Linked DNA regions of Homo sapiens: region 1 is linked to region 2. A link is an interaction called in ENCODE POLR2A ChIA-PET data of the cell type or tissue named here. Cell type or tissue: OCI-LY7. All regions are shown on one strand. Each heading gives the region's core, and the rest is flanking DNA. Links, peaks and the distances in the headings are about the cores only.

Evidence for each region. ChIA-PET counts read pairs that join two places held together with the same protein. Peaks named below come from ENCODE experiments on the same cell type or tissue, not always from the same donor. Only the 100,000 strongest peaks of a DNase experiment are listed, where the experiment ranks them.
Region 1: POLR2A ChIA-PET joins it to region 2 with 5 read pairs; 4 of 35 experiments call an interaction of 5 or more read pairs at or near these places.

Annotation. Positions count from the first base shown.
Region 1 is chr19:42,191,425-42,207,244 of GRCh38, forward strand. It overlaps DEDD2 (death effector domain containing 2), which reads right to left. Exons shown (of 5, transcript NM_133328.4): 5 at 7,174-8,405. The coding sequence ends at 8,014. It also overlaps a transcript of POU2F2 not described here. Among named protein-coding and RNA genes, the nearest start is that of DEDD2, 18 kb to the right of the region's middle. RefSeq lists enhancers at 5,328-5,869, 7,440-7,976, 7,816-7,975, 8,176-8,425, 10,343-10,552 and 1 more. In OCI-LY7, for the core only: CTCF peaks have their summits at 8,620 and 8,824; DNase peaks (open chromatin) are centred at 7,817 and 8,637; H3K4me3 peaks cover 1,151 bases; H3K27ac peaks cover 4,060 bases.
Region 2 is chr19:42,326,366-42,342,185 of GRCh38, forward strand. It overlaps MEGF8 (multiple EGF like domains 8), which reads left to right. Exons shown (of 42, transcript NM_001271938.2): 1 at 1-65; 2 at 7,240-7,403; 3 at 7,642-7,848; 4 at 8,670-8,850; 5 at 8,932-9,020; 6 at 9,566-9,981; 7 at 10,442-10,587; 8 at 10,719-10,841. Among named protein-coding and RNA genes, the nearest start is that of MEGF8, 8.6 kb to the left of the region's middle. In OCI-LY7, for the core only: no CTCF peak of the experiment used is centred there; no DNase peak of the experiment used is centred there.

The DNA.
Region 1 (15,820 bases), core at 4,157-12,156, 130 kb before region 2:
CACTCCTTCAGACCTAAGGGTGGTCACAGCTTCCTGCTGCCTTCACCTCCCTTGTTGGTTACCTCAACCCTGCCCACACCTCTGCAAAGAGTCCCTTCATTAAATTATCTTCAAAATCCCAGCTGTGGTGCCTTCTGTTTCCTGCTGGGACCTTGACTATTAGAGAGCTAGTGAAAGAGCTCAGATGGTCCAATATGAGACTCTGGCTGGGCAAGGAAGGGAGAGAAGCCAGGAGGGGTCTGGCAGACTGGCAGAAAACAGAGGGATCAAGGGAGTAGAGCTCTCTTTGAGTTGACGCCACAGGTGTGATGGCAGTGAGGGGCTGTCAGATCTGAAAGGCAGGTGCTGGGATCAGAGAGCAGGATGCTGGATTTTGAACTGGGTTGTGGTTAAAATCAGGGATTTTTTATTTGGAACTCAGAAAGTCATGTGTTAGAATTCCGACTCTGCCATTTTACTAAATGTGTCACCCAGGCAAGTGACTTTACCTTCCTGAGTGTATATCCTCATCTGTAAAATGAGGATACTAACACCAGCCTTCCAGGTTTGTGTCAGGCGTAAACACATGTAAAGCATTTGGCAAAGTGCCTGGCATGTGGTATAAGTGCTCTGTAAATGTTCACTATGTATGTTACACTTCCTGGTAATGACTAAACCCAAGGTGTGGTCATGGGAGTGGATGACTAAAGTGGGATGAAGGTCACCAGAGATGAAGTGGAAAGAGACTGTGAGGCTAGATCATTACGAGGATGGATTATCAGGGACAGTTAAATATCCCAGCAGGAGAGCATGGGTTGGGGTGGAGAGGAAGTCTATGAGCAGGTGCTAGTCTTCAGGAACGAGGTGAAGTGACCAGGGAGTCAACGGATGTCAACAGGGAAGTGGGATAGAGGGTGGTGGAACCTGAGGACATAAGCCTCAAGGAAATCTGGGTCCTCAGTCCCTCTTACATCCCTTTGAGATGTCCCCAGTGATCATGTTCCCTACTAAGCCAGAGTTTATCAAGGGTGGGGTTGGATCTAACTCATCTTGTAGTACCTAGGACAGGTGTTTAAGCTGGTAAATGCTTGTTGAATGACTTGGTGTTTGAGGGAAACAGAAAAGTCTACCTCTGCATCGTATTTACCCTTGGTAATAATAATTCTTCTTATTTTAAGTAACCTAATGCTTCTTTTAAACCTCTTATTCAATTTAAACAAATATTTCCTGAGACCTTCATACATGCTATTCCATCTACCTGGAATACCCTCACCCACTCTATACACTCAAAGACCTCCTACTCCTCATTCAAGAAAGAGCAGAATTTAATTATTAGGAAGAAGAAAAGTAAACCACAATGATAAACTGCTACACATCCATCAGATCAGCAAAATTAAAGCATCTGACAACACATAGTATTGGTGACAATGTGAAGCAAAGAGAGCTCTCATTCAGTGCTGGTGGGAGAGTAAACTGGTACTGACACTTCAGAAAAATAGTTGGAGAGTGTAGTGTGCAGAAAAATTTCCTGCAAAAGCCAGGCGCGGTGGCTCACGCCTGTAATCCCAGCACTTTGGGAGGCTGAGGCGGGCGGATCACGAAGTCAGGAGATCAAGACTATCCTGGCTAACACGGTGAAATCCCGTCTCTACTAAAAATACAAAAAAAAAAAAATAGCCGGGCGTGGTGGTGGGCGACTGTAGTCCCAGCTACTAGGGAGGCTGAGGCGGGAGAATGGCGGGAGGCGGAGCTTGCAGTGAGCCAAGATCGGGCCACTGCACTGCAACCTGGGCGACAGAACGAGACTCCGTCTCAAAAAAAAAAAAAAAAAAAGAGGAAAGAAAAATTTCCTGCGAAAGATGTCCAGACTGAAGCTCTGGAACCTGTGAATGTTACCTTAAATGGCAAAAAGGACTTTGCAGATGTAATTAAAGATTGTGAAATGAAGAGATTATCCTGGATTATTTGGGTGGGCCCTTAAAGCAATCACATATACCCTTCTAAGAGGGAGGCAGAGGAAGATTTGACACAGACAGAAGAGGAGAAGGCACCACAGAAGCAGAGATTGGAGTGATGCTGCCACAAGCCAAGGGATGGTGGTGGCTACCAGAAGCTGAGATAGGCAAGGAACACATTCTCCCCTAAGCCTCAGGAGGGAGTGCAGTCCTGCTGGCACCTTAATTTCAGTCTAGTGGAACTGGTTTTAGATTTCTGGCTTCCTGAACTGTGAGAAAATACATTTATATTGTGTTAAGCCAGCACGTTTATGGTAATTTGTTATAGCAGTTACAAGAAACAGTATAGACAGCCAAACCCATGCATACGCATACCTATGTCCAGCAATTCTATTTCCAGGTATATCCCTATAGAAACATAAGCATTTGTTCACCAAAAACCATGCACAAGAATGTTCATAGCAGCATTATTCATAATAGCCTCCAACTGGAAACAACCCAAATGTCCATCAAAAGGTCAGTGCATGAACTCATTGTGTATATTCATACAATGGAGTACCATGATACGCCAATAAAAATGAGTCAACTACAGATAAGCAGAATATAGAAGAATCTCACAAACACAACGCTGGGTAAAGGAAACCAGACACAACAGCAAACATATGGTATGATTCCATTTATATTATGTTCAAGAAGAGATAAAATTAACTCTATCACTGAGTGATGAAAAACTAGAAAATTGAAGAAAAGCAAGGCGGTGGCTCATGCCTGTAATCCCAGCACTTTAGGAGGCTGAGGCGGATCGCTTGAGCCCAGGAGTTCAAGACCAGCCTGGGCAACATAGTGAGACCCCGTCTCTACAAAAAAAATAATAATAATAAGCCAGGTGTGGTGGTGCATGCCTGTAGTCCCAGCTACTCAAGAGGCTGAGGTGGATTGCTTGAGCCCAGGAGTTTGAGGTTACAATGAGTTGTGATCGTGCCACTGCACTCCATTCTGGGTAACAGAGCAAGACCCTGTTGAAAGAAGCAAAAGAAAAAGAGAAAGAGGAAGAAAGAAATGAAGGAAGAAAGTGAGGGAGAGAGGAAGGAAGGAAGGGAGGAAGAAAGAAAGGAAGAGATCGGGTGCCGTGGCTCATGCCTGTAATCCCAGCACTTTGGGAGGCCGAGGCTGGCGGATCACCTGAGATCAGGAGTTCGAGACCAGCCTGGCCAACATGGTGAAACCCCACCTCTACTAAAAATATAAAAATTAGCCGAGTATGGTGGCACATGCCTGTAATCCCAACTGCCAGGGAGGCTGAAGCAGAAGGATCTCTTGAACCTGGGAGGTGGAGGTTACAGTGAGCCGAAATCACGCCACTGAAGTCCAGCCTGGGCAACAGAGTGAGACTCTGTCTCAAAAAAAAAAAAAAAAAAAAAAAAAAAAGACAGGAAGGGGAGGGAGGGAGGAAGAAGGAAGAAAGGCAGAAAGGGAGAAAGGGAGGAAGGGAGGGAGGGAAGGTGGAAAGAAGGAAAAAAGGAAGGAAGGAAGAAAGGGAGGGAGGGAAGGAGGAAGGAAGGGAAGGAGGAAAGAAAGTGAGGGAAGGAAGGGAAGGAAATGAAGGAGGGGGGAGGGAGGGAGAAAGAGAGGGAGGGAGGAAGGGAGGGAGAGAGGGAGGGAGGGAGGAACGAAGGGAGGGAGGGAGGAAGGAAGGGAGGGAGGGAGGGAGGAAGGAAGGGAGGGAGGAAGGGAGGAAGGAAGGGAGGGAGGGAGGGAGGAACGAAGAGAGGGAGGAACGAAGGGAGGGAGGGAGGGAAAGAAGGGAGGGGGAATGGAGGGAGGGATGAGAGCATGACAGAAAGGTGGGCAGGTGGCTCCCTGATATCCCCCAGCGTCCCTGCTGTTAACGTTATTTCTTGGCAAGAGTAACACAGGAAAGGAGGGAGGTTTCCTCCTTCATTTCCTTCCCTTCCTTCCCTCCCTCTTTTTCTTTTTTTTTTTTTTTTTTTTGAGACGGAGTCTCATTCTGTCGCCCAGGCTGGAGTGCAGTGGCGCAATCTCGGCTCACGGCAAGCTCCGCCTCCCGGGTTCACGCCATTCTCCTGCCTCAGCCTCCCCAGTACCTGGAACTACAGGCGCCCGCCACCACACCAGGCTAATTTTTTGTATTTTTAGTAGAGAAGGGGTTTCCCAGTATTACCTAGGATGGTCTTGATCTCCTGACTTCGTGATCCACCTGCCTCAGCCTCTCAAAGTGCTAGGATTACAGGCATGAGCCACCGCGCCTGGCCCCCTCCCTCCCTTTCTTCCCTCCCTCCCTTCCTCTTTCCCTCCCTCCCTTTCTTCCTTCCTTCGTTCCTTTTTTCCTTCCTTCCACCACCTTCCCTCCCTCCCTCCCTTCCTCCCTTTCTGCCTTTCTTCCTCCCTCCCTCCCCTTCCTGTCTTTTTTTTTTTTCTGAGACAGAGTCTCATTCTGTTGCCCAGGCTGGACTTCAGTGGCGTGATTTCGGCTCACTGCAACCTCCACCTCCCAGGTTCAAGAGATCCTTCTGCTTCAGCCTCCCTGGCAGTTGGGATTACAGGCATGTGCCACCATACTCGGCTAATTTTTATATTTTTAGTAGAGACGGGGTTTCACCATGTTGGCCAGGCTGGTCTCGAACTCCTGACCTCAGGTAATATGAACAGTTCGTTTCTGTCCTGCACTTTTCAGAATGTTATTTCACAACTAAACGTATCTGGGCGGTGGCGGTGGTGATTCGTAGCAGAAAGCACAGGGAGCTTCCCGGTGCCCCCAGCGTCCCCTGGGCTCCGACCCGCTGTGTCCACATCATCACAGGTGCCCTCCAGAGCCAGCACCCAGGCCACAGTCCCCTCAAGGACCTGTGGGCCATTTGCTGGGCCTGTCTCACATGATCTCCTTGTGTGTAACTGTCGGGTTCCAGGCCTGTGTCCCCACCTGTGCCTGCTCCCCACGCGGAAAAACATGGGGACAATGGCTGCTGACCCTCGAATGGGTGGTGGCGGCACGTTCTCACTTACCTCTGACTCTGTCCGTCTTACTACATCCCATTCAGGCACGTCCCGAGGCCTTCGCAAGGGCTGAAAAATTCCAGCAAAGGCTGTCCCCTGCCCAGAATACCCCGTCACTCTGTTGAACTCCTCCTCAGCCCGCACAGGCCAACCCAAGGTTCCGCTCCTCCGTGGGGCCACGCCGGCCTCCCACATCTCCCATGGGCTCCGATCTCCTGTGGCCCCACGCCCTGTCCCCACACGATCCTGTTTCTCTACCCGATGCTCCCAGGGTTGTCCTCCGGGCTCAGATCTGACCCACCTCCGGGCCCCGAGGGTCAGTCCCTCACCCCCCGCGCCTCGCCCGCACTCTTGACTAGCTCAAGGGAGCTCCACGGCGCATGCGCTCAGGGAGGCTCTGGAGGCGCGAGCCTCTGCCTCATGGTTCCCGCCAAGTGCACTGCGCCAGCGCAGATCCCTTCAGCCTCAAGGTTGGCCCTCCTGACTTCTGGCAAGCACGTGCTGGCCAGAGGCACGTCTGGGGCTGAACAGGGTTAAGGGGGAGGTGACCCAGAGAATGGGGTGGGGCCAATGACATGGAACGGAAGCAGGGGCAGAGCCTGAAATGTGTCCAGCCTTGAGGTGGGACCCGTATTCAAATGAGGCCAGGAGACAAGCCAGGGGCTAGGGGCTCAAGGGAATGGCAGGTCCTAGAATTTAGCCCAGTAATTGGGAGCCCAAACACAGGTAACCCCACCTAGAGGAGAGCCTCAGCCTTAGGTCATGAAAATGGAAGGGTCAGGGCAAGGGAGTGGAATTCCCCACCTCATTCCCCACCTAACTGCTGTCACTAAGGTACTCTCCATCTCAATGCTCCCACCACTCAGGTAAATCACCTGCCCTCTCTCAGTCCATTTCACATCAAACATGGGTTTAAAATCCCACAGTGTGGCTGGGGGCTAAATAGATCTTGAGTAGGTGTCCAGTGGAACTCAGCTTCCTCCCAGAGAGGGTCAAGGCAGAACCTGGGATCACACAGCAGCTGGCTCCACCAGGCCTTGGCTGCTGGATAGGACTCACGACTAGACTTTGCCACTCCCCTCCTGCACATCAAGACGGGTCGAAATTCCAGAACAGGCTCCAAGGTGTGGGCAGGGGCACCCATCCCTGCAAGAAAGGCAGCCTTGGAAATCCCTGCCACCCTACCCCCACTCCCCACCCCTGAGGAAGGAAAACCCTGAATATTGAGTAAGAGAAACGAGTTCCTGAGCCCTTACATGAGGGGTGGGGGAAGGGCAGGAGGCCACAACCTCAGCTGGAGCCACAGAACAGCAGGAGGAAGTGTTTGGCCTCAGAAAGAACAGAGATCCAGGTGAAGAGAAGGTTAATGTCCAGGTGTGACCAGTGGGGAGCCACGTGGAGACAAATTCCAGGCAGAGAACCTCTGGCTGCCTATCTTTTCATTTTCCAAAGCTTAGGCGCTTCATCAGCCTTGGGTGTAGCTGGCCCACCTCACTGAACAAATTAAAAATCCTGGGAGTGGCCGGGTGCAGCAGCTCACGCCTGTAATCCCAGCGCTTTGGGAGGCTGAGGCGGGCGGATCACAAGGTCGGGAGATCGAGACCATCCTGGCTAACATGGTGAAACCCCGTCTCTACTAAAAATACAAAAAATTACCCGGGCGTGGTGGCGGGCACCTGTAGTCCCAGCTACTCGGGAGGCTGAGGCAGGAGAATGGCGTGAACCTGGGAGGCGGAGCTTGCAGTGAGCTGAGATCATGCCACTGCACTCCAGCCTGGGCAACAGAGCAAGACTCCGTCTCAAAAAAAAAAAAAAAAAAAAATTCCTGGGAGCCCCCAAGGACATACAGGAGCAAAGCATGTGTGAACATGGTTGGAAGGGTTTCTGACTCCGAGGCAGTATTCTATTTCTTCCTTTGACAGAGGACAAGACTGACACCCAGAGGGGAGGACAAGCGTGTGGTTATCAGCTGGCATATGGTCCAGCATCCTGCCCACACTCCAGTCCCTAACGCTGGGCCAGGAACACTCCTCCTCCCAGCCCACTGAGGTCCAAAAGCTGGGCATGGTGACGGGCACCTGTAGTCCCAGCTACTTGGGAGGCTGAGGCAGGAGGATCGCTTGAGCCCAGGAATTTGAGGCTGGCCTGGGCAACATATCAAGACCCTCAACTCTAAAAAAAAAATTTAAATTAAATAATAAATAAAGAGTCCTAGAGAGGCCGATGCCCACCTATGCCCTTTCCAGGGCAGTTTAATTGGTATCATTTGTAAAAGGTCTTTTCCATCACCCCCAAAGCCTTTGCATTCCCTTTCCAAGAAGGTGGCTGTTTACTGGTTTTGGCCCCATGTGCAACAGTAGGCCTTGGTATGATGCTGCCATAACACTCCCATGTGACACTCCAGGTGACATCCAAGTGCAAGTCTATGTTCAGCTCTGGACAGCAGGGGGGAAGGTGAGGAGAGTCAGGTCTGTAAATTGAAGCTGGGCAGGGCCCTGGCTGGCTGGAGATGTGTGGGCAAGGTGAGCAGGCCCCATGTGCACCCCAGCTCCAGTGCCCACTGATGTGGCTGAAGCCCAGGTTGGTTGTGGTCAAATTAGAGGTCCTGAGAGAGAAGCCCTTAGGCCAAAGAAGTGTGTGCTGGGAAGCAGGCCAGGGCAGAGGCCCAGGGAAGATCTCAGCAGGGGCAGTGTGAGCATGAGCGAGTGTGTGCACCTGTGACAGTGCAGACAGCCCAAGATCAGAGATACAATGTGCAGGGGGGCCTTTGGTGAGTGTGTAGCTGTGCCCCTCCCTTCTGAGATACAGGCCCAGCCCCCGCCTCCGGAGGCTAAGGGGGCACACCTGGGGGTAGGAGGAGTCTGGGAAGGAAACTCAGCTGGAAATGGTTTAGGCCTCAGAGCCCACATCCTGTGGGAGGGGCTGTCAAGGGGCCTGCTGTCCCGGTCCTGTCGCAGTCCTCAAAGATGCTAGAGTGACAGTCCTCTAGGGGTAGAGATGGTCGTCCTCCCAGGAGAAGGTGGCCCGGAGACTTGGAGGTGGGATCAATCCTGCCAGTCCTGGATCAGGAGGCCTCTGTCGGGCGCCGCCCCCCTTCCTCCTCCATCAGCAACAGGCGGCGCCGGCCAGCCTCATAGTCAGCCTCATCCACACTGACCAGCAGGCGAACAGCCTCCCGGCCCACAGCCTCTCGCAGGGCCTCAGTCAGGAACACGCCCCGCAGGGCCTGCAGCAGGGCGCCACTCAGGTAGTCGCCCCAGAAGGCGTCCAGATAGGAGAGCTCTGAGAACTTGATGTCACAAACCACAGAGCCCAGGTCCCTTGAGCGCAGCACTGCGGTGGCCTGCCCAAACACGTCCAGCTGCCGCGCCAGCGCCTGGGGCCGCCGGGATGCCACGCCCTGCTCCAAGGCTGGCCCATGCTCGCAGTACTCTGCTCGAACCCGGAGCCGGATGTCTGCAGGGGAAGGAGGGATTTGTCAGGGAGGGGGCCAACACTAGACACACTTATGGGGAACGCCACCCTTCCTCCCTCCAGCCTTCTCCCTCCACCCCCTTCCGGTAGCCACACCCTAGTCCTGACACAGCCTCCCCGGCTCTGTGGGGTTCCCTGACCAAGTACGTCCTCCTCTTCTCCAGCCCACCACCTCCTCACTGCTCCAACAAGCCTCCCCACCGCCAGGGGTGCTCTTTCCCTGGATCTGCACAACACTTGCTCCCTCTCTTCCTGCAGGTCTTTGCTCAAAAGCCACCTTGCCAACAAGGCCCACCTAGGCCAACCTATTTACAGCTGTAACCACCCACCCAGCCCTCTCTGCAGCATGCCAGGTCCCACACCCTGCTCCATTTTTGTCCAAGGCACTTATCACCTTCCAACCTCCTCTGTCAGTTACTATCTGCTCATTATCTGTCTCTACACTCAGCATGGAGAGACAGATGACAGCAAGGAAGGGGTTTTTGTCTGTTTTGTTCACTTGTGTAACTGTGGCACATAGTAGGTGTTCAATATGTATTTGTGAAGAACTAATGCATGAACTAATGGACTTGCCTTAAGGCAACCAGCCTCACACCCTGCCCCCAAACAATGAGATTCACATGGTGCCAACCACATCCCCATCCCTCCCATCCACCTGAGCCAGCACTGCGGATGCGCAGGGTCCTGACCAGGCCCGGGAGGCTTGCGGCTGGACCTGTGCTGGCTCTACTGGGAGTCAGGTACTCTCTTGCCACAGAGCTGCTAAGATGATGGGTTGGAAGCCCAGAGCTGCTGGGAGCCACTGTGCCAAGAGGAGAGAAGGAAGCCTACGCAGGGCCAGCCCCAGAGATAAAAAGATTCCTGAGGTCATCACATGAGCCCACGATCGTAGCTGGATTTTCAGCTACACTCAACTCCCCTTTTTGCTGAAGCCAGTTTGAGTCGGTTTCTGTCACAACTCTCCCCACATCTGCGCAAAAGAGGTGGCAGCTGTGTACAGGGGACAGGACACTGGACTTCTAAGGCTATCCTGTAATCATGAACTTCACATACCACCTCTCTTCCAGAATTTCTGAATTCCCACCCATCACTTAGGCTAGTGACAGTACCCCCTCTCTCTACACACCCAACGAGGCTGTCCTGAGGATCAGCTGTGAGCCAGAAACAGCAGCAGCCAACACTTACAGAGTGCCGACTATCTGCCAGGCGCCAAGTGCTTGAATCACAGAAACTCATTTAACCTATAAATGACCCTGTGGGACAGGTCCTATTATCACCCCCAACTTACAGATGAAAAAATGGAGGCCAAGAGAAGTGAAGTGACTTGCCCAAGGTCACACGGCCAGACAATGGCAGTGCCTGACAGAGGTCATTTAACCTCCTATGTCCCTGAGAGAAGGCTCCTCAATCAATGAAGTGGATTCCCACACAGGAGCCTTCAGCAGTGTGACCTGTGACAAGTCACAACCTCTCTGAGCATGGGTTCCTGCCTAAACAAGGGGACAATTCCTACTGTGAGGAGCTGTTAAGAGGATTAAAAAGAGAGCAATGGATAGAAAGGAACAAGCTAGCACTGCACACAGTGTCCAAGGGGTGCTCCCAGAATGGCAGCCACCAACCCCTCTGATAGGCCAATTGCCTGACCCTTGGGGATGCAGTAGAATCAGCCCTGTGGGGCAGAGGCCACCTTCAGCCCACTTGACAGATGAGGAAACAAGGCTCTGGGAGGGAATGTCTCATGCTGTGGCTCCCTTCAACTTTCACAGACCATGTCAGCCACAGAGCAGAAAGGAGAATGCAGGGCCCCTGCTCCCCAAGACAACTTCACAGCCCTGCCCACTTCCTCCTTCCACCCCAAACCCTTCCTCTTTCTGGCTCTAGGGGAACCCCATCCTCTCCACCCAACGCCCAGGGAAGCCTGCCCAGCCTCAGCCCCCAGGCCCTCCCATGGCATTCAGACCCAGCTGTCTCTACCCAGACGACCAGATCCTTGACTGCATCCTTGACTCCAGTAAGCAACTGGCCATGACCTCAATCAATGTGGGTGGGAGAGCAGGGGGCTGGGAGGAGCAGCACCTCTTCCAGGCCACCCAGGAGTGGTTGGCCACAGAGGCAGGGCCAGGTGGCGGAGTCCAACAGACCTTGAGGTGAGTCCCAGCTCTGCCACTCTCTAAGCTGTGGGGCCTTGGGCATGTGACCTTACCTCTCTGAGCCTGTTTCCCCATCTGAAACACAAACAAACAAGAGGTCCCTGCTGCACATTGAAGTCACAAGGATTAAATGAGGCAACTCATAAAATGCTTGCTTACAGCCCTACGACAAAGAAGGCTCCCAGAAACAGGAACTGTAATTTCGACACCCAACTCCCTACACCCATGGCCCTCACCCAGGCCTTCATCTCTCTCTCACGGGTCCCTAAGCCAACCTCCTCCTTGGACTCCTCCAGTCCCTGCCGTGTCCCCCCATACCCTGCACTCCAGTCACAAGAAAATGTTCCCAACAAGAGCCTTACTTACAAAATGACCTGTCCACCTCCTCCATCCAGAACATTTGCCAAGGCTCAGCTCGTGGGAGCCCCACATCCTGCCCAGTTGAATCCTCTCTCAGCTCGTCCTTCTCCCCAGCATGGACCTCTGGTATAAGTTCTCAATCCACCCAGAGCCCCCACCATGTCAGAGTGGACAGGTCACAGGGACAAGGCCAGAGCAATCTCCATGCCCCCATTCAATCTCTTATTCAACAGATATTTTATGAATGCCAGGCATGCTAGGGTGACACAAGAACCTTGCCACAAGTGGGACGGGGAGACATGTAACCCACAGTTAGGAAGCACTCCCCACAAGCCAGGCTCTACTCAAGGGCTTTCCTCTCTCAGCCCACCTAATCCTCAGAGTACTTTCACCAGCCCCATTTACAGATGAGCAAATCCTTCAGCAGACCACACACTCCCACCTCTGAGCTGGAAAACATGATCATGGTGCACAGGGAAAAGACAGGGAGGTGCCACCAGGCAATAGGAGCAGGCGAGGCTTCTCTGAGCCTCTGCTCCACCCTTAGCACCCAATCACGTGCTTTACCCCTCCCCAAAATAATCACAACAGGTGACACCTGCCTATAGCTTTTACTACAGGCTGGCACGGTACTACATACTTCACATCTGCTGACCCCTTTGATTGTCCCCACAACAATCAGGTGATGCTGTTATTATTCCCTTTCTGCAGATGGGGAAATTGAGGCACACAGGTTGAGTCACCTGCCTAAGGCCACCAGATAGGAAATGGCAGAGCTGGAATTTTACCTCACGTGTATGGCTCCAGTGCCCGAGCTCTTAACTACCCCTATCCTGTTGGCTACCTCACACAGAACCATACACATCAAATACACAACTAAAAGACATCCTGAGAGCCAGCAGAGAAAATTAGACAGGGCGAGTTATAGTTCAGATTGAAAGGATCAGAGAGGATCTCTCTAGGAAATGACATCTGAAGTAAAATGTGAAGGAGGACAAGTAGGTTTAGAAAGAAAAACAGGAGAGAAAAAAAGAATGGCATTCTCAGGAGAGATGAGCATTTATGGAAGTCCAGAGAGAAAATGAACTTCAGGCCTGCACAGGCTGAGGGGCCGGCGTGGCAGGAACGTGGAGGGGAGAAGGGCGCTAAGGGAGAACGGGCAGCCAGGTCAGGGAGGCTGATCTCAATCCCAATCGCCAGCAGACTCAAGATTCTAGGGCCTCTGGAAGTGACCACACCTCTCTGTACCTCGGTGGCCTCCTGTGTAAAACAAGGCTCCCCCTAACATCCGCCCATGTGGGGTTACTGTGAGAATTCAAGGCTCAATGCAAGGAAAGAGGGGAGGCCAGGAAGGCCAGGCATGCAGAGAGGACAGGAGGCAGGACCTGCCAACTTAGGGGCAACTCCAGCTGTGCTGTGAAGTGGCAGGTGGGTAGAAACAGGGCCAGGGCAGCAGGCAGGGGAAGGGTCACAAATGGCTGTCCAGGATGGGAGCAGTAGACATGGAGAGAAGTGGAGGAACTGTCCAGTGTGGCCCTGAGGTGGCAGGCAGGAAGAGCACCCAGCACCATGTGCGCTGGACCGTGGGCTGGCTGCATCTTTTCCATTTTGGCAGCTGTGGGGAAAAGTTCCCTGTCCCTGGGAGGGTGGGGGGCAGGTGCCATGCCTTCCTAGAGAGGAGAGCTGCTCCTGCTTCCTGCACTCAGGTGGGCCCAGCACCCTCTTGTCCCCCACCCCCACCTCACCAGTCTCTCTTCTGGGGCAAATGGGACATCAAGTGAAATGGGCTTCTCAGTGGGGGACCAGGGTGAAGTTCAAGGGAGCAGGCCCTGGGCTGGGTGTGTCTGGGAGCCCAGAGATGAACCTCACTCAAGTCGTCTCTCTAAGAGTTCCTAGTTGGGTGGTGATAAGGTTTGGATGTATGTTCTCTCCAAATCTCATGTGGAAATGTGACTCCAACATTGTAGGTGGAACCTCATGGAAGGTGTTGGATCATGGGGCTGGGTCCCTCATGAATCCCTTGGTGATGAGTGAGTTCTTGCTCTGGTATTTCCCGTGAGAGCTGGTTAAGAGTGTGGCAGCTCCCCCACCCCCCAACTCTCACCATGTGACAAGCCTGCTCCCCTTGGCCTTCCACCATGAATGGAAGCTTCCGGAGGTCCTCAACAGAAGCAGATGCTGGCACCCTGCTTCTTGTACAGCCTGCAGAACCGTGAGCCAAGTAAATCTCTTTTCTTTACAAATTACACAGTCTCAGGTATTTCTTTATAGCAACACAAAAATGAACTAACAAAGATGGGCTGGGGAAGAAGAGGACCTGTGCTCCCACAACACTGGGAGATGCTTCCGGCCTTGCTGGAGAGAGGCAGCCAAGGTGCTTCAGTGGAGAGACCCCACCCCCGCCCCGCCCCCACACCAGGACCAGCACCAGCCCCCTCTGGACAATGGTGGGAACCCTCCCAGCATCTTGGCTTGCCTCCCTCGTCTCTTCTCCACAACAAAGCCAGCATCATCATGTCAAATGGAAAGTTTTTCAACTCCTACTGAGTTCAACTCCTACTGAATTGAGGCAATGAGGAGAAGCTGCCTCCAACTCCAGAGAGGGATAAGCAGCCATCACCTGCTTCCTGATGGAGGCGCACAACACACCCTCAGAAGCGGGATTGAGGAAAACAAAACATCAAACCAGAATCTGATCAAGCCTCTCCAGACCCCACTACCCATCTTCAGGAAATACAAAAGACAGGGTAGAACACACTGAATCAACCCTACTGCAGGATACAGTCAGCAAAATCCAGTCTTCGGGAAATGCCACAGGACAACTGCTTTAGAAAAATACAACGCAAGGCGGAGAAAGAGAGATGGTAGGGGAAAGGAGAGACTTCAGAGAACCTACATTTATAAAACAACTGAAAATCTGAGCACCGATCAGATATTTGATAGTAAGGAGTTACTAATCTTTTTTGGCGTGAAACCCTATTTTTATCTTTGGCCAGCCACAGTGGCTCACACCTGTAATCCCAACACTTTGGGAGGCCCAGGCGGGTGGATCACCTGAGGTCGGGAGTTCGAGACCAGCCTGACCAACATGGAGAAACCCTGTCTATTAAAAATACAAAATTAGCCGGGTGTGGTAGCACATGCCTGTAATCCTAGCTACTCGGGAGGCTGAGGCAGGAGAATCGCTTCAACCCGGGAGGCAGAGGTTGCGGTAGGCTGAGATCACGTCATTGCACTCCAGCCTGGGCAACAACAGCAAAACTCCATCTCAAAAAAAAAAATCTCTTTTCAAGATACACAGTGAAACATCTACAGATGAGATCATAGGGCAACCAGAATTGACTCCAAAATTCCTAATTATCCTAAGATGAGATCAGCCATGAGTTGACAATGGCTAAAGCTAGTCTATCTACTTTGGTGTATTTTCCATAGAAAAAATTGCAGGGGCCAGGCGGTGGCTCATGCCTGTAATCCCAGCACTTTGGGAGGCCAAGGCAGGTGAATCGCTTTGAGCTCAGGAGTTCGAGACCAGCCTGGGCAACAGGGCAAGATCCTGCCTCTAAAAAAACACACAGAAATTAGCCAGGCATGCTGGATCACGCTTGTAGTTCCAGCTACTCAGGAGGCTGAGGTTGGAGAATCACTTGACCTGGGAAGCGGAGGCTGCAGTGAGCTGAGACTGCGCCACTGTGCTCCAGCCTGGGCGACGGAGACCCTGTCTCATAATTTAAAAAAAAAAAAAAAAATTGCAGGGGAGAAGCAAAGCTGATCCTGTCATTCAAATCCTCCAACTGCTTTCCATAATAAAAAAAAAAAAAATGCAAAGCCCAGGCCCTGCAGGATCTGCCCTGGTTCCCTCTCCCGCCCTCACCTCCTAGGGGTCTCCACCCTACTCCTCCATTCCTGTCAGTTTCCTTGCCATCCTCCACGCTGCCCTTGAGCACTGGCACATCCCACTTGGGCCTGTGCTCCCGCTGTCCTCTCCATCGGGAACACCCTTCCCCTGACATCTGAAATCTCTCTCTTGGCTTTCTCCCACCACAGCACAAGCTCAATGAGGGCAAGGTCTCCCACCCCGGCTGACCTAGCATATAGTAAATACCCTATAAATACATATGGAATAAACAAATAAACAAACCCAAGTTTCAGCCAAGCTCTGCCCCCTGCCACTCAGACTAGTGACCGCCTTTCCCTGATCGTGCCTCTTCCTTTGCAAGATGTCATCCCACCTCAATGGCTGTCTTGAGAATTCAGGGCCGAGTAGTGCCCACCACAGACCCTGAGAGGCACATGGTCGCTCAGATGTCCTGTGTCCAACCCTAGGACCACCAAGGTGTCCTTCCTCACTGTCTCAGGCAGTCGAGAGTTTGTCTAGTTCTATCCCTCAATGGAGGGCAGCTGGCTGGGGGTCACAGGTATCACAGGTGAGGAAGAGTCAAGAATAGCAGGCCTCTTCTTCAGTCAGGCCTCCTTCCACCTCTGGCATTCGGCCTCTCTAAAAAGTAAGCCATTCCATTTTTCAGAGGGAAAAACAGGAGCCCAGATGGGGAGAGCCTCACTCCAGCCCCACCCTGCCTGGTGAGTCAGCAGTCAGACCTGCTCACCCATCTCCCATCAAGACCTAGCCAAGCCCTGGTTAACGACCTCCTCGCCTCGGGAAAGAGACCTGAAGCCTCCCTTGGCCTGTTCCTATCTTCCTTGAGGCAATGACTCCCTCACCTGCCCAGCCAGCCTGGTGGCTCTGGGAATTACTGGCTGATTCGAGGGGGAGTCACCACCAGGCAACCACCCCCTCAAACCCTGCCGCGCAAGCCCACATAGCTGCCTGAGGACCCAGGGCTGGCTCTCTAGGTCTGTTCCTTCTGACAGCACCCAGCACAGGTTATC
Region 2 (15,820 bases), core at 2,771-10,770:
AGGCTTCGTGACGGATGGTGCGGGCAACTACAGCGTCAATGGCAACTGCGAGTGGCTCATCGAGGGTGAGTGGGGCCGCGTGGGTCACTCACTAATTCGCTGGTAGTTCATTCATGTGTGCATTCATCCACTCACCACATTCCCAGAGCTCGGTTCTGGTCCAGGCCTTTTGCTCTAAAATGCCTGACACCCAGGGTTGCAGCCAACCTGGGCCCTGCCCTGGAAGGCCTCCAAGTCTGGTGGGGGAGATGCACCTACACCCAGATTTACAATTACAAGACAGGAGCATCAGTGCCGGGCCTTCTGAGTAACTGTTAAGAACTCAGGGTCTGGGTCCAATCATTTGGCTTTGAATTTGGTTCTACTACTACTACTTTTTTTTTTTTTTTTTTTTGAGATGGGGGCCTCACTCTGTCACCCAGGCTGGAGTGCAATGGTACCAACACAATTTACTTACTGCAGCCTCGACCTCCTGGGCTCAAGTGATCCTCCCACCTCAGCCTCCCAAGTAACTGAGTGTGTAGAGACAGAGTCTCACCATGTCGCCCAGGCTAGTCCTGAACTCTTGGGCTCAAACGATCCTCGCACCTCAGCCTCCCAAAGTGTTGGGATTGTAGGTGTGAGCCACTGTGCCTGGCTTCTTATTATTAGCTTTGTGACTTTGAGCAGGTGGTTTTCTTTCTCTGAGGTTCTGTTTCCTTCCCCCACAAATGGGATAACAACAGTACTCACCTCATAGAGTTGTTGGAATGAAATGAAAACAGGTATTTAACATGCCTGATGTGTGGCATATAGTAACTGTTCAATAAATGGCATTAGGATTATTGTTGTTGTTATTTGTGAAGTACTTCAATAAAAGCATTTTTCTTCAGTCATTCATGTGCCAGACATTATGTTTCCCATTGGACATAGCCCAGACTGAGACAGCTCCAGCAATCCCTGGTGACTTAGGTCTTGGAGTCTAGTTGGGGAGACAAACACATTAATAGTGAGAGACAAGAGTGGTCTTTGATGGAGGAACCCCAGAGGCCTGGGAGAGCCCAGAGAAAGTGCCTGATCTGGGGCCGGGGAGAACAGAGAGGCTTCCTGGAGGAGGAAATGTCTAAGCTGAGACTTAAAGGACCAATAGGAATCTGTCAGGAGTGGGAGGAAAGGCCCCAGCCCTACCCTTCTGGGCTCCCAGTCAGTGGGAGAGACAAACCCACTCCGAGGCTGTTTGTTTTCCTTTTCCACCCAATAAACTCCTATGCATGCCTCAGAACCCTGCCCCAGTGGCTCTTTCTCTGTGAAGACATGTGGCTTAACCTGGGGTATAGCTGAGATCAGAGGCATCTGTACGAGGGAGCAGAAGGGCATTCCAGGCAAGAATAGCTGTGCAAAGGCGGGGAAGCGGGAGAGTGATGCTTTTGAAGAACTAGAAATCCAGTGTGTTAAAACATAGAATACTGGCAGGGTATGGTGGCTCATGCCTGTAATCCCAGCACTTTGGGAGGCCGAGGCCGGCAGATCGCCTGAAGTCAGGAGTTTGAGACCAGCCTGGGCAGTATGGTGAAACCCCATCTCTACTAAAAATACAAAAATTAGCTGGGTGTGATGGCGCGCGCCTGTAGTCCCAGCTTCTCAGGAGGCTGAGGCACAAGAATCACTTGAACCTGGAGGTTGCAGTGAGCCAATATTGTGCCACTACGCTCCAGTCTGGGCGGCAGAGCGAGACTCCATCTGAAACAAAAACAAAAACATAGAATACAAGACAACGAATGAGCCAGAGGCTGCAGGGTGGGAGGAGCCAGCAGGTGTAGGGCTCTGTGATTTTGAGCTGTATCCTGAGGGCAATACAGGGGTGAAAGAGAAGTTGAAAGGCAGTACCTGCAGAAGCCCAGGAAGGCCTCACAGAGTAGTGGATGTAAAAGCTGGCCTCCAGACAGGGGAGGTCCTGGGCAAAGGCCAGAGGTGTGACAGAGCCTGGATCATGCAGGGCCTCCCTTGGGAGGCTGTGGAGCTTTGTCTTTGTCTGGGGGCTCTGGGGAGCTATGGAAGGGTTTTGAGCAGGGAGAGGACATGATCTGATTTATGTTTTAGAAGATCTCTCTGGCTGCTGTGTGGGGTATGGATGAAGGCCTGTTTCTCAGTGATAGCATGTCTACCTGTTCCCAGCTTGGGGGCCATTCCTGTCAAGCTAGTGGGATGAGAACAGAATAGGAAGTGTGTGTGTGTGTGTGTGTGTGGCGAAGGGGTCTGTGTGCTGGATATAAATCACTCTCTGGCCTTAAAGAGTCCCAGACTGGTTAGGCCAGGTGCGGTGGCTCACGCCTGTAATCCCAGCACTTTGGGAGACCAAGTGGGGCGGATCACCTGACGTCAGGCTTTAGAGACCAGCCTGGCCGACATGAAGAAACCCCCTCTCTACTAAAACTACAAAAATTAGCCCTGCGTGGTGGCGCACATCTGTGGTTCCAGCCTGGGTGACAGAGCGAGACTCTACCTCAAAAAAAAAGAAAAAACGTCTCAGACTGGTTGGGAATGGTGGGGCTGGACACAGATATTCAGCCCCCAGTGTGTTCACTGAGACAGTGCTCAGGGCTAAGAAGGAAAGTGGAGGGGTGGGGTGGATGTACCTAGGGAGGAAAGAGGACTGTGCTGCAGATAACAGAGCAGGAGCCACTAAAATAGGGTTCTGAAGCATGCATAGGAGTTTATTGAGTGGGAAAAGGGAGCAAACAGCCTCTATGAAGACGTGAGGGTGGCTGGAGTGTCTCAGGATCCCCATCTAGGTTTGCCTGGTCTTATGGCACTTTTGACTGGGAGGTAATGAGAGCCAGAAGCAGGGGAAGAGGGGCCTTGAATGTCACACTGAGCAGCCTGGCCTTCCCCTTGGGGTTGATGGGCAGCCACAGGAGGTTTTGAGCAGGAGTAGGGCATTGCCCTCAGGTTGGGTGTGGGGCAGACTGGAGACTTGATGAGCTGATCTGGCAAGAGAGGATGAGTTCCTAACTAGGGCAGGGGCTTAGAGGGGTGGAGAGGTGTAGACAGTGCAATCGATGTTTGTGGAGTTTCACCTATAAGACTTGGGGACCAACTGGGTAGATGTTGGGGTGAGGGAGGAGGCTGGGAGACCTCCAGATCCCCCTTGATGATCTTCTGTTCTTACCAATGCCTGTCACTTCTTACCTATAAGAACCAACATCTTCCTCTATCTATTATAAAATAAACAACCAGCCAGGGGCAGTGGCACATGCCTGTAATCCCAGCACTTTGGGAATCTGAGATGCAAGGATTACTCGAGCCCAGGAGTTAGAGACTAGCCTGAACAACATGGTAAGACACTGTCTCTACAAAAAAATTACAAAAGATTAGCTGGGCTTGGTGGGTGGTGGCATGTGCCTATAGCTCCAGCTACCGGCGAGGCTGAGGTGGGCAGATCCCTTGAGCCTAGGAGGCTGAGGTCTCAGTGAGCCGAGATTGCGCTGCTATACTCCAGCCTGGGCAGCAGAGCGAGACCCTGTCTCAGGGAAAAAAAAAAAAAAAAGATAAACAACCAACCTACTAACTTTTGTATTATGTTCATACTTTATCTAGTCCTAGACTTTTTTTTTCCGAGAGAGAATCTTGCTCTGTTGCCCAGGCTGGAGTGCAGTGGCTTGATCTCGGCTCACTGCAGCTTCTGCTTCCCAGGTTCAAGTGATTCTTGTTCCTTGGTTTCCTGAGTAGCTGGGATTACAGGCATGTGCCACCATGCCGGGCTAATTTTTGTATTTTTAGTAGAGATGGTGTTTCTCTATGTTGGCCAGGCTGGTCTCAAACTCCTGGCCTCAAATGATCTGCCCTGGGATTACAGACGTGAGCCACCACGCCCAGCCCAGTCCTAGTCCTTATAACATCCTCATGGATAAGAGGCATCCTGCTTTTGAGCAGGAGGGAGTTTGGGATCAGATTTCTGTCTGGAGTGGTATGGGGGTTGGGTGGAAACAGAAGACCTTCAACTTAGGGAAGAACTTGGGGAGGCAGATGGTGAGCTGGCCTCCAGCAGGCACTTAACAAAGATGTACTTGTGATTCCAGAAACAGAGCTTTATAGTTTGGTTGAGGCTGGTAAGATTCTGGGAGGTCTGGTTGTGTGGCCGTGCTGAATGGTTCTTCTGCATTCCCCAAAGCATGGGTGGGGTCTGTGTCTGATGTCTTGGGGGCTCTGGTTAGAGCCTGAGGGAGAGCTTCCAGCTTTAGTATTCTGTCTTTTATGTATTTCTTCATTTCATCATCCAGCATTTCCTGAGCCTTTGCCAAGCCCGGGTCTGGGCAATGCTGCAGAGGGAATTAGGTCCACATCCAGGCCCTGCTCTATGGGCCTTGTAGGCTGCAGGGAGACAGACCTGGACATAGATGTTCCTGGCCCAGAGGAATGAAGGTTATAATGGGATGTGAGAACCCTGGAGAGGGGGCATCTAACCCAGCTAGGGGGCATCAGGAAGAGGCCTGGTGGTGGGAAGGGATAATATGTTGCAGACAGAGGGAGAAGCTTGTACAAAGGCCCAGCTCCCATTAGAGCTGTAAGCAGTGGGGTGATTTGAGACAAAGCGAGGGTCTGAACAGCAGGTTAGGGACCTGGACTTTCTCCTAGGGTGGTAGGGAGCCATGCAGGGCTTTGGGGCAGGGGAGGGACGGGGCCAGATGTTGAGTTGGGAAGATCAGAGACTCATGTCAGGGGAAGAAGGAGGTTGGATCAGTGGTTCTGGTGAGACAGGATGAGGCCGGGCAGCCAGGGCACACTCTGGCTCTAAGCTGGCAGGCTGGAGTCATCACCTCGTTGAATGTTCACCCCAGCCTTTGTGGGTGGGGGGAATTATCCCCATTTTACAGTCATGGAAACTAAGGCTCAGAGAGCCCATGGAACTGGCCCAGGATCACCCAGCCATTGGCAGTGGTGGCTGAGTGTCTCCAGGATCCAGATAGGCACACTGAGGGTCATGGGGGAAAGGGCTGGCCCAGGGTCCTCCAGCTGGTCATGGGCAGAGCCAGAGCCAGAGCCAGAGCCTAGGCCTCCTAATTTCCCTCACCCAGAGGACTCCCCTGAGCTGCCTGTTCAGAAGGCTTCTCATGTGGGATGTGGAATGAGAGAGGCTACCTGAACTAGGACTGGCAGAGAATAAGACAGTGACAGTGTTAGGGGTAGTGGCACTCTCCACGATATGTGGGCCCCATTGTCAACATTTCTTTTTTTTTTTTTTGAAACAGAGTTTCACTCTTGTCGCCCAGGCTGGAGTGCAATGGCATGATCTCAGCTCACTGTAACCTCTGCCTCCCGGGTTCAAGAATTCTCCTGCCTCAGCCTCCCAAATAGCTGGGATTACAAGCATGTGCCACCATATCCAGCTAATTTTTTGTATTTTTAGTAGAGACGGGGTTTCACCATGTTGGCCAGGCTGGTCTCGAACTCTTGACCTCAAGCGATCCACCCACCTTGGCCTCCCAAAGTGCTGGGATTATAGGCGTGACCCACGGCACCCAGCCTCTTTTTTTTTTTTGAGTCCCCTCTGTCGCCCAGGCTGGAGTGCAGTGGTGCAATCTTGGCTCACTGCAACCTCTGCCTCCCGGGTTCAAGCAATTCTCCTGCCTCAGCCTCCTGAGTAGCTGGGACTTGCACCACCATGCCTGGCTAATTTTTGTATTTTTTTTTAGTAAGAGACAGGGTTTCACCATGTTGGCCAGGCTGTTCTGGAACTCCTGACCTCAGGTGATCCACCTGCCCTGGCCTCTCAAAAGTGCTGGGATTACAGGCGTGAGCCACCCACCCCACTCTGTTGTCACCATTTCGTGTGCATTATTGCTCCTCATGAGGTTGCAGTCAGATGTCAGCTGGGGCTGCAGTCAGCTGAATGTTCACCTTGGCTGGACATCCAGGAAGGTCCCTCCCAGGGCTGGCAGTTGATGCTGGCTGTCAGCTGGAAGCTCAGTTGGGACTGTCAGCCGGAATGCCTGTGTGTGGCCTTTTCTTGTGGCTTTGGCTTTTCTTTGTTTTTTTTTTTGAGACGAAGTCTCGCTCTTGTCCCCCAGGCTAGAGTGCAATGGCACAATCTCGGCTCACTGCAACCTCTGCCTCCCAGGTTCAAGCAATTCTCCTGCCTCAGCCTCCCAAGTAGCTGGGATTACAGGCACCCGCCACCATGCCCAGCTAATTTTTGTATTTTTAGTAGAGACGGGGTTTCGCCATGTTGGCTAGGCTGGTCTCAAACTCCTGTCCTCGTGATCCGCCTGCCTTGGCCTCTCAAAGTGCTGGGATTACAGGTGTGAGCCACCGTGCCCAGCCGGCTTTGGCTTTTCCTATCATGACAGCTGTGTTCTGAGAAGGAGCATTCTACGAGGCCCAGGTGAAAAGTACAAGTCTTCTTATGATCTAGCCTTGGAAGTTTCAGAATTTCTGCTGTTTTTTTATTGGTCAAGCAAGTCACTAAGGCTCTTCCCAGATACGAGAGGCAGGGAATTAACTTTCAATGGCAGGAGTGGCCTATAAGTTTGATTCCACCACAGTACCACTATATCCCACTTTAGAGATGAGGAGACCGATCCAGAGGGGGTGGGTTACTTGGCCAAGATCACACAGCTGGTAGCTATTTGGTGGCAGAGCCAAGACATAAGCTCAGGCAGTCTGGTTCCAGAGTTTGTGCTTGTAACCATCACAATAAGCAGAGGTGAGACTCTGGATGGGGACAGAGGGGAACTATGCCGCTCCAAGGTTAGGCCTCTGTTCTGGGGGAAGAAGCTGGACTCTTCTCTTGCAGCTCTATTCAGCGTGGGCCAGGGGTGGTGTCACGGAGGTGCTCTTCTCACTGGGATTATGACCTTGACCCTCCAGCCTGGACATGTCTGAAACTCAGGCATGGACAGGAAGAGAGAGGCATCAGGAACACTGGATTCTGCTCTGTGTGGCCACTGGGATGGGGTTTTCTCTGTACTTAATTTTCCCATCTGAATGGTGGGAGTGTTCATTCTGATCTCAGGTGACCTTTCTAGAGGTCTGGAATATTATGATTCTTTCTCTGGGCTCCTGTCCCTCTGGCTGTCACAGCCCTTGACTGCCCTAGGTTATGAGACTGGGGGCCCCTTCAAGGCGGGGCCCAGGTCTGACTCATTCTTGAGCCCCCAGCATCACCTGGATCAGGGTTTGGTGTACAATTGTGGGAGGCTGCAGGGAGGTGTGGGGAGAAGGTCCGCTTTAGAGCTTGGTCCCTCTGTGCTCACCTCCCAGCCCCAAGCCCCCAGCACCGGATCCTGCTGGACTTCCTTTTCCTGGACACAGAGTGCACGTATGACTACCTGTTCGTGTATGACGGTGACTCCCCGCGAGGGCCGCTGCTTGCCAGTCTAAGTGGGAGCACCCGACCTCCGCCCATCGAAGCTTCCTCAGGCAAGGTTAGTGGGGATGGGGCCGTGGCAGATACACCGAGGGAAATGGAAGAAGAAAGGAGGGACAGAGAGTCAGTAAGAGGGCATCCAAGAGCAGAGCACAGGGACAAGGGAAGGTGGAGAGAGGCAAAGGAAGGAGATGAGGCTCTGGGTCCCCCAGGGTGGAAGGGGGCAGGAGTGGGCCACCCTCCCAGGACAATCCCCAGGCCCTGCCCACCTTACCCAGCACACCTTGTGCCCGCAGATGCTGCTGCACCTCTTCAGTGATGCCAACTACAACCTGCTGGGCTTTAACGCCTCATTCCGCTTCTCCCTGTGCCCGGGTGGCTGCCAGAGCCACGGGCAGTGCCAGCCACCGGGTGTGTGTGCCTGCGAGCCGGGCTGGGGGGGTCCTGACTGTGGCCTGCAGGAGTGCTCAGCCTACTGTGGCAGCCACGGCACCTGCGCCTCGGTGAGCCGGTCCCCAGCCCTGTTTCCCCTGGGGCCCTGATCTGTGAGCGCAGCCTCCACGCCCATCTCCTAGGTCTGACCTTGCTCCTGCATGAAACTCCCCCCACCACCCCACCCTCCTCCGTGACACCCACTTCCCTCTCCTTCCAGAGCTTGCCCCTCACCTGTTACTCCAACCCCACCCCACCTTCACCTGCAGGGCCTCCCCTGCTGAGGATATCCCACTCTCATCTATACCCCACTCTCATCTGTGAACACCACCCTCCTTCCTCCAGCCAGGCCCAAATCTGTCCTCCCATCCAGCCACTCTGTGTGGCCTTGGACCCCTGCCATGACTTCCAGCCTCGCACCACTGACCTTACGCCGAAGCTGTGTACATCCAGCTTTCAATCTGGATTGCGCTTTGAGCCCTCCCCGCCTTGACCTCCCCAGATCTGAGCTCTTTCAGTCCAGGCTGAATGTCAACTACGCTGTCTGTATTCTCCCAGCCTGCCGTCTTTCTGTCTTTTCTCCTTTTTCTCTGTGCATCTTTTCCTTTTTCTGTTGGTCTTCTTTTTTCCGTCTGTCTGCTTCCTTCTGATTGTTTCTCTTTGTCTCTTGTTTCTGTCTGACAGTTTGCCTTTCCCCTCTTCCTGTCTCTCTCTGTCTCCCTTTCTCTCTCTCTCTTTCCTTTTCCATCCTCTCCCTTCCTGTCTGTCTCTTTCTCTCTCCCTTTGTGCCCTGTCTGTCTCATTCTGCCTCTTTTCCTCTCTGTGTCTCCTTTGTCTCTCTGTCCTTGTCTCTCCCTCTCTTATCTCTGCCTTTATGTCTCCTTTCCCGCAGCCCCTGGGACCATGCCGCTGTGAGCCTGGCTTCTTGGGACGTGCCTGTGACCTGCACCTGTGGGAGAACCAGGGGGCTGGGTGGTGGCACAACGTGAGTGCCAGGGACCCTGCCTTCTCTGCCCGTATTGGGGCAGCTGGCGCCTTCCTGTCCCCACCAGGGCTGCTGGCAGTTTTCGGAGGTGAGCAGATGGGGCGAGTATCTGGGATCTGGAGGCCCGGCAGCCTATGGCCAGGGCATGAGACTATCCACCCCTCCACAGGCCAGGACCTCAACAATGCCCTGGGTGACCTCGTCCTATACAACTTCTCCGCCAACACCTGGGAGTCTTGGGACCTGAGTCCTGCCCCGGTATGGACCCCTCCTCTGCCCTGGAGGAGCCTTTCCACTCAATCAGACCCAGCCGGGGACCCCCGGAATGATCCCCTATCACCTAGTGCTCCCACAGTTCCTGCAGCTTGATATAGGAACCTACTTCTCCCTGTTTCTGCCTTTTCTCTCCGGTTTTCTTTTTTCTTCTTCCTCTTCCTTTATCTGCCTTTGTGCATCTTATTTTTCCATGTGTCTCCTGTTGCTCAATCTGTCTCTGTTTTCGTCTGTCTGACTTTTGGGCTTCTGTGTTCTCTGTTTCTGTGTCTCCATCTCTCTGGATCTGTTTCTCTCTGCCATTTGTCCCTTTAACTCTGTCTCCTTGCCTTTTCTCTCTCTTATTGTATTTCTCTGTTTCTATGAGTCTGTCTCTTCTTTTCTCTCTCTGCCGGTCTCTGCCTTTCTCTTTGTCTCTGTCTTTATCTCGCCTTCTCTCCATGTTTCTCTGGCTCTGCATCTCTCTGTCTAAGCCTGGCTCTGGCTCTCTTGCTGTGTCTCTACCTCTGTCTCTTTTCTCTTCCTCACAGGCTGCCCGTCACTCCCATGTGGCCGTGGCCTGGGCCGGCTCCCTGGTACTGATGGGTGGTGAGCTGGCTGACGGCTCGCTCACCAACGACGTGTGGGCCTTCAGTCCACTGGGCAGGGGCCACTGGGAGCTCCTGGCACCACCTGCCTCCAGCTCCTCGGGGCCCCCAGGCCTGGCAGGTCACGCGGCTGCCCTGGTGGATGATGTCTGGCTATATGTGTCTGGAGGCCGCACCCCGCACGACCTCTTCTCCTCTGGCCTCTTCCGTTTCCGCCTTGACAGCACCAGCGGGGGCTATTGGGAGCAGGTGATTCCGGCAGGCGGACGGCCCCCTGCTGCCACTGGCCACTCCATGGTGTTCCATGCCCCCTCCCGTGCCCTGCTGGTCCATGGTGGACACCGGCCCTCCACTGCCCGGTAAGTGACCTGTCCCATAACCCATGCTCCACAGGCCAGGCCCAGCTCAACACCATAGGCCTTTAGTCTTTAGAGGTCTTTGCCCACTGTCGGACTCCTGTGGTCTCTCAGTCACTCCTTCCTTCATGTATTTACTTATTCCTTCGTTCACTCATTCATTCATTCACCCACTCACACATTCTCTGATGTTTTATTCAATCTCTTGGTGAATTGCCTTCCACACACTCCCACCCATGTATCTATTCAACAGAGCCCTGCTTGGTGTCCAGCCCTTGCTAGCTTATGCAGGTAACTCAGAGATGACTCAGGGTCCTGCCCACAGGGAACTTCTAGTTTGGAGGGGACATAGAGTCAGTCATGGCCAGTCTCATCCCTGGGTGATCACATGGCTCCTAAGAGCCTGGAGGAGGGAGAGAGACGCTTCCTGCCCTGAGCCCCTGCCCTGCTTCTCCTTCGGTAGGTTCTCTGTGCGAGTGAACTCCACTGAGCTTTTCCACGTGGATCGGCATGTGTGGACGACGCTGAAGGGGCGGGATGGGCTTCAGGGCCCAAGGGAGCGAGCCTTCCACACAGCCAGTGTTCTGGGCAATTACATGGTGGTCTATGGTGAGGAGGCTCCCCAATCCTGCCTGCCTGCCTGCTGAGGGCCTGAGCCAACCCTGAGCTGAGGCTCCCTGCAGGGGAGTCCCCCCACCTCCCCTAGGCTTGCCAGCTATGCCCCTTTCCTCCATTCCCAGGGGGCAATGTGCACACCCATTACCAGGAGGAAAAGTGCTACGAAGATGGCATCTTCTTCTACCACCTTGGCTGCCATCAATGGGTGTCAGGAGCTGAGCTTGCCCCGCCAGGAACCCCTGAGGGTGAGTGGTCCCTGTTCTTCCCTAGGGGCTCCTGAGGGTCCCACCTCTCTCCATAGTGATTCTGGGCTCAAGCCACCTCAGTCCGTAAGGGTGAGCCTGACATCCAGGCCAGTTGGTGCCAGCCTTAGGAGGCAAGCCTGGGATGGAGATGGGACTAGGGCATCGTCACCATGGAGATGGGAGGCCCTTACCGCAGTATCCAATGTGGGTTCCAATCCAGGTTTTGCCAGTTTCCAGCTGCCCCAGGGAAATGCCTAAGAGGCAGCAACTTTTCCTTCTTTTTAACTTTCTTTTCTTTTCTTTTTTTTTTTTTTTTTTTGAGACGGAGTCTCGCTGTTGCCCAGGCTGGAGTGCAGTGATGTGATCTCAGCTCACTGCAGGCTCCACCCCCCGGGTTTCACGCCATTCTCCTGCCTCAGCCTCCTGCATCGCTGGGACTACAGGCGCCTGCCACCTCACCTGGCTAATTTTTTGTATTTTTAGTAGAGACGGGGTTTCACCGTGTTAGCCAGGGTGGTCTCGATTTCCTGACCTCATGATCTGCCCGCCTCGGCCTCCCAAAGTGCTGGGATTACAGGCGTGAGCCACCATGCCCGGCCTCTTTTCTTTTTTTTTGAGAGGGAGTCTCGCTCCGTCGCCCGGGCTAGAGTGCAGTAGCGTGATCTCAGCTCACTGCGACCTCCACCTCCCGGGTTCAAGCGATTCTCCTGTCTCAGTCTCCTGAGTAGCTGGGATTATAGGCATGCATCTCCATGCCTGGCTAATTTTTTTGTGTTTTTAGTAGAGACAGTGTTTCATCATGTTGGCCAGGCCAGTCTCAAACTCCTGACCTCAAGTGATCCTCCCACGTCAGCCTCCCAAAGTACTGGGATCACATGTGTGAGCCACCATGCTTGGCCTTTTTAACTTTCAATTTAGGTTCAGTGGTACAAGTACAGGTTTATTATATAGGTAAATTGTGTGTCATGGGGATTTGGTGTACTGATTATTTCATCACCCAGGTATTAAGCCTAGTACCCAACAGGTAGGTTTTTTTTTTGTTTTTTTTTTGGGGATGGAGTCTTACTGTGTTGCCCAGGCTGGAATGCAGTGGTGCAATCTTGGCTCACTGCAACTTCCACCTCCTGGGTTCAAGTGATCCTCCCGCCTCAGCCTCCTAAGTAGCTGGGAGTATAGGCGCATGCCACCACACCCGGCTAATCTTTTTGTATTTTTAGTAGAGACGAGGTTTTGCCATGTTGGCAAGGCTGGTCTGGAACTCCTGACCTCAGGTGATCCGCCCACCTCGGCCTCCCAAAGTGCTGCGATTACAGGCGTGAGCCACTGTGCCCAGCCCCAGTAGGTAGTTTTTTGATCCTCTCCCTCCTCCAACCCTCAGGTAGGCCCCTCAAGTGTCTGTTGTTCCCTTCTTTGTGTCCCTGTACACTCGATGTTTTGTTCCCACTTGTGAGAACATGCAGTATTTGGTTTTCTGTTCCTGTATTAGTCTGCTGAGGATAAGGGCCTCTAGCTCCATCCATGCTGATGCAAAGAACATGATCTCATTCTTTTTTATAGCCACATAGTATTCTATGATGTATACGTACCACATTTTCTTTTTTTTTTTTTCTTTCTATGTATTTTTTTTTTTTTTTTTTTTTTTTTTTGAGACGGAGTTTCGCTCTGTCGCCCAGGCTGGAGTGCAGTGGCGGGATCTCGGCTCACTGCAACCTCCACCTCCCAGGTTCAAGCGATTCTCCTGCCTCAGCCTCCCGAGTAGATGGATTACAGGCGCCTACCACCACAGCCGGCTAATTTTTGTATTTTTAGTAGAGACGGGGTTTCACCATGTTGGCTAGGCTGGTCTCAAACTCCTGACCTCAGGTGATCCACCTGCCTCGGCCTCCCAAATTGCTGGGATTACAGGCGTGAGCCAATGCGCCTGGCCTCCATTTTCTTTATCCAGTCTATCATTGATGGGCATTTAGGTTGATTCCATGTCTTTGCTATTGTGAACAGTGCTGCTTTGAACATACACGTTAGAACAATTTATATTCCTTGGGGTATATACCCGATAATGGGATTGCTGGGTCAAATGGTAATTCTGTTTTAAGTTATTTGAGAAATCTTCAAACTGCTTTCCACAATGCCTGAACTAATTTACATTCCCATCTGCAACCTCACTCGCATGTGTTATTTTTTGACTTTTTGATAATAGCCATTCTGACTGGTGTGAGATGGTATCTCATTGTGGTTTTGATTTGCATTTCTCTCATGATTAGTGATATTGAGCATTTTTTCATATGCTTATTGGCCACGTGTATGTCTTCTTTTGAAAAATGTCTGTTCATGTCCTTTGTCTACTTTTTAATGGGGTTGTTTTTTGCTTGTTAGTTTATTTAAGTTCCTTATAGGTTCTGGATGTTAGATCTTTGTTGGATGCATAGTTTGCAAATATTTTCTCACATTCTGTACATTGTTTACTCTGTTGATAGTATCTTTAGCAGTAACTTTTTCAAGATCACAGTAGATAAGTGACAGAGCCAGCATGGCTATCCCCAAACAACAATCTGTATAAAACTATCACTTAAGGCCGGGTGCAGTGGCTCACACCTGTAATCCCAGCACTTTAGGACGCCATGGCGGGCAGATCATGAGGTCAGGGGTTTGAGACCATCCTGGTTAACATGGTAAAACCCCATCTCTACTAAAAATACAAAAAATTAGCTAGTCATGGTGGCATGCGCCTGTAGTCCCAGCTACTCAGGAGACTGAGGCAGGAGAATTGCTTGAACCTGGGAGGCAGAGCTTGCAGTGAGCTGAGTTCGCACCACTGCACTCCCACCTGGGCAACAGAGTGAGATTCCGTCCCCAAAAAAACAAAAACAAAAACTATTACTTAATCTCTGTGCCTCAGTTTGCTCATCTGTGAAATGAAAATTATAACACGTAATGCCATTGGATAGCTGTAAGAGTAAATTGAGATGATCCTTCAAGAATGATGCCCAGTGAAGTGCTCCACACATTTCCTTTCTTTTTTAAAATTTTTATTATTTATTTTTGAGACAGAGTCTTGCTCTGTTGCCCAGACTGAAGTGCAGTGGTGTGATCTTGGCTCACTCCAATCTCTGCCTCCGAGGTTCAAGCAATTCTCATGCTTCAGCCTTCTGAGTAGCTGGGACTAGAAGCGTGTGCCACCACACCCGGCTAATTTTTGTATTTTTAGTAGAGATGGGGTTTGCCATGTTGACCAGGTGGGTCTCGAACTCCTGGCCTCAAGTGATCCATCTGCCTCGGCCTCCCAAAGTGCTGGGATTACAGGCGTGAGCCACCGTGCCTGGCCTAATTTTTGTATTTTTTTAGTAGAGATGGGGTTTCACTGTGTTGACCTTGTGATCTGCCCGCCTGGGCCTCCCAAAGTGCTAGGATTATAAGCATGAGCCACCGTGCCCGGCCAGGCATTATTATTATTGTTGTTACTATTTTGTTTTATTTTACTTGAGATGGAGTCTTGCTCTGTCACCCAGGCTGGAGTGCGGTAGCATAGTCTCCACTCACTGCAACCTCCACCTCCCGTGTTCAAGCTATTCTCCTGCCTCAGCCTCCTGAGTAGCTGGGATTATAGATGTGCACCACCACTCCTGGCTAATTTTTGTATTTTTGGTAGAGTTGAAGTTTTGCCATGTTTGCCAGGCTGGTCTTGAAGTCCTGACCTTAAGTAATCTGCCTGCCTGGGCCTCCCAAAGTTCTGGGATTACAGGCATGAGCCACCACGCCCGGCCTATTGTTACTATTTTAGAGGCAGAGTCTTGTTCTGTTGCCCAACCTGGAGTGCAGTGGTGCAGTCATAGCCCACTGCAGCCTTGACCTCCCGGGCTCAAGCAGTCCTCCCACCTCTGCCTCCCAAGTGGTTGGGACCACAGGCCCATGCTACCCTTCCCAGCTAATTAAAAACAGAATTTTTGGCCAGGCACTGTGGCTCATTCCTGTAATGCCAGCACTTTGGGAGGCCAAGGCGGGAAAATCGTGAGGTCAGGAGTTCGAGACCAGCCTGGTTAATATGGTGAAACCCTGTCTCTACTAAAAATACAAAAATTAGCTGGCGTGGTGGTAGATGCCTGTGGTCACAGCTACTCAGGAGGCTGAGGCAGGAGAATCGCTTGAACCCAGGAGGCGGAGGTTGCAGTGAGCCAAGATCGTGCCACTGCACTCCAGCCTGGGTAACAGAGGGATACTCCATCTCCAAAAAAAAAAAAAAAAAAAAACACACATAAAAACAGATTTTTTAAAATTTTTTGTAGAGATGAGGCCTCCCTATGTTGCCCAGAGTGGTCTTGAGCTCCTAGGCTCAAGTCATCCTTCCATCTCAGCCTCCCAAATAGCTGTGACCATAGGCACACAATACCACGCCTGGCTAATTAAATAAAATATTTTTGTTTTTTAGAGATAGGGTCTTGCTGTGTTGTCCAGGCTAGTGTTGAACTCCTGGCCTCAAGCGAGCCTTGTGAGATCCAGCCTCCCAACGTGCTGTGATTATAGACGTGAACTACCACGCCCAGACATATTGTCTTTCTTATAGCAGTTAGGGTCCTGTCTCAGGGCCAGAGGGGTCACCAGGGAGGAGATATGGAGAAACCTTTCACTCTCATTAAATCAGACACTGCTTTGAAATCGGATGAAAGCCACAGGCCCTCTCTTCAGAAGATGCTTATACCTGCAAGTTGGGCGTATCACTTCGGGGACGTGTGGGCTTCCCAGAGTCGCATCTGTTCACTCCTCCTCCCTGAAAAGGAGAGAGAGGAGAGGACAAGCGTAAGGAAGGAACCTTAGCACTTAAGGGATGGGAAGGAGGAAAGGCCCCAGAGGAACCCTGTGTGACCATCAGGAATAAAGTCCAGGCCTGGTGTCTGAGGCCCTCATTCTAGGTCTCGTCTGCCTATCCCTTGGTCCCCTTCACTGGGCAGGAGTCAGGAGTGTGATGTTTCTGGAGGCCTCTTCCT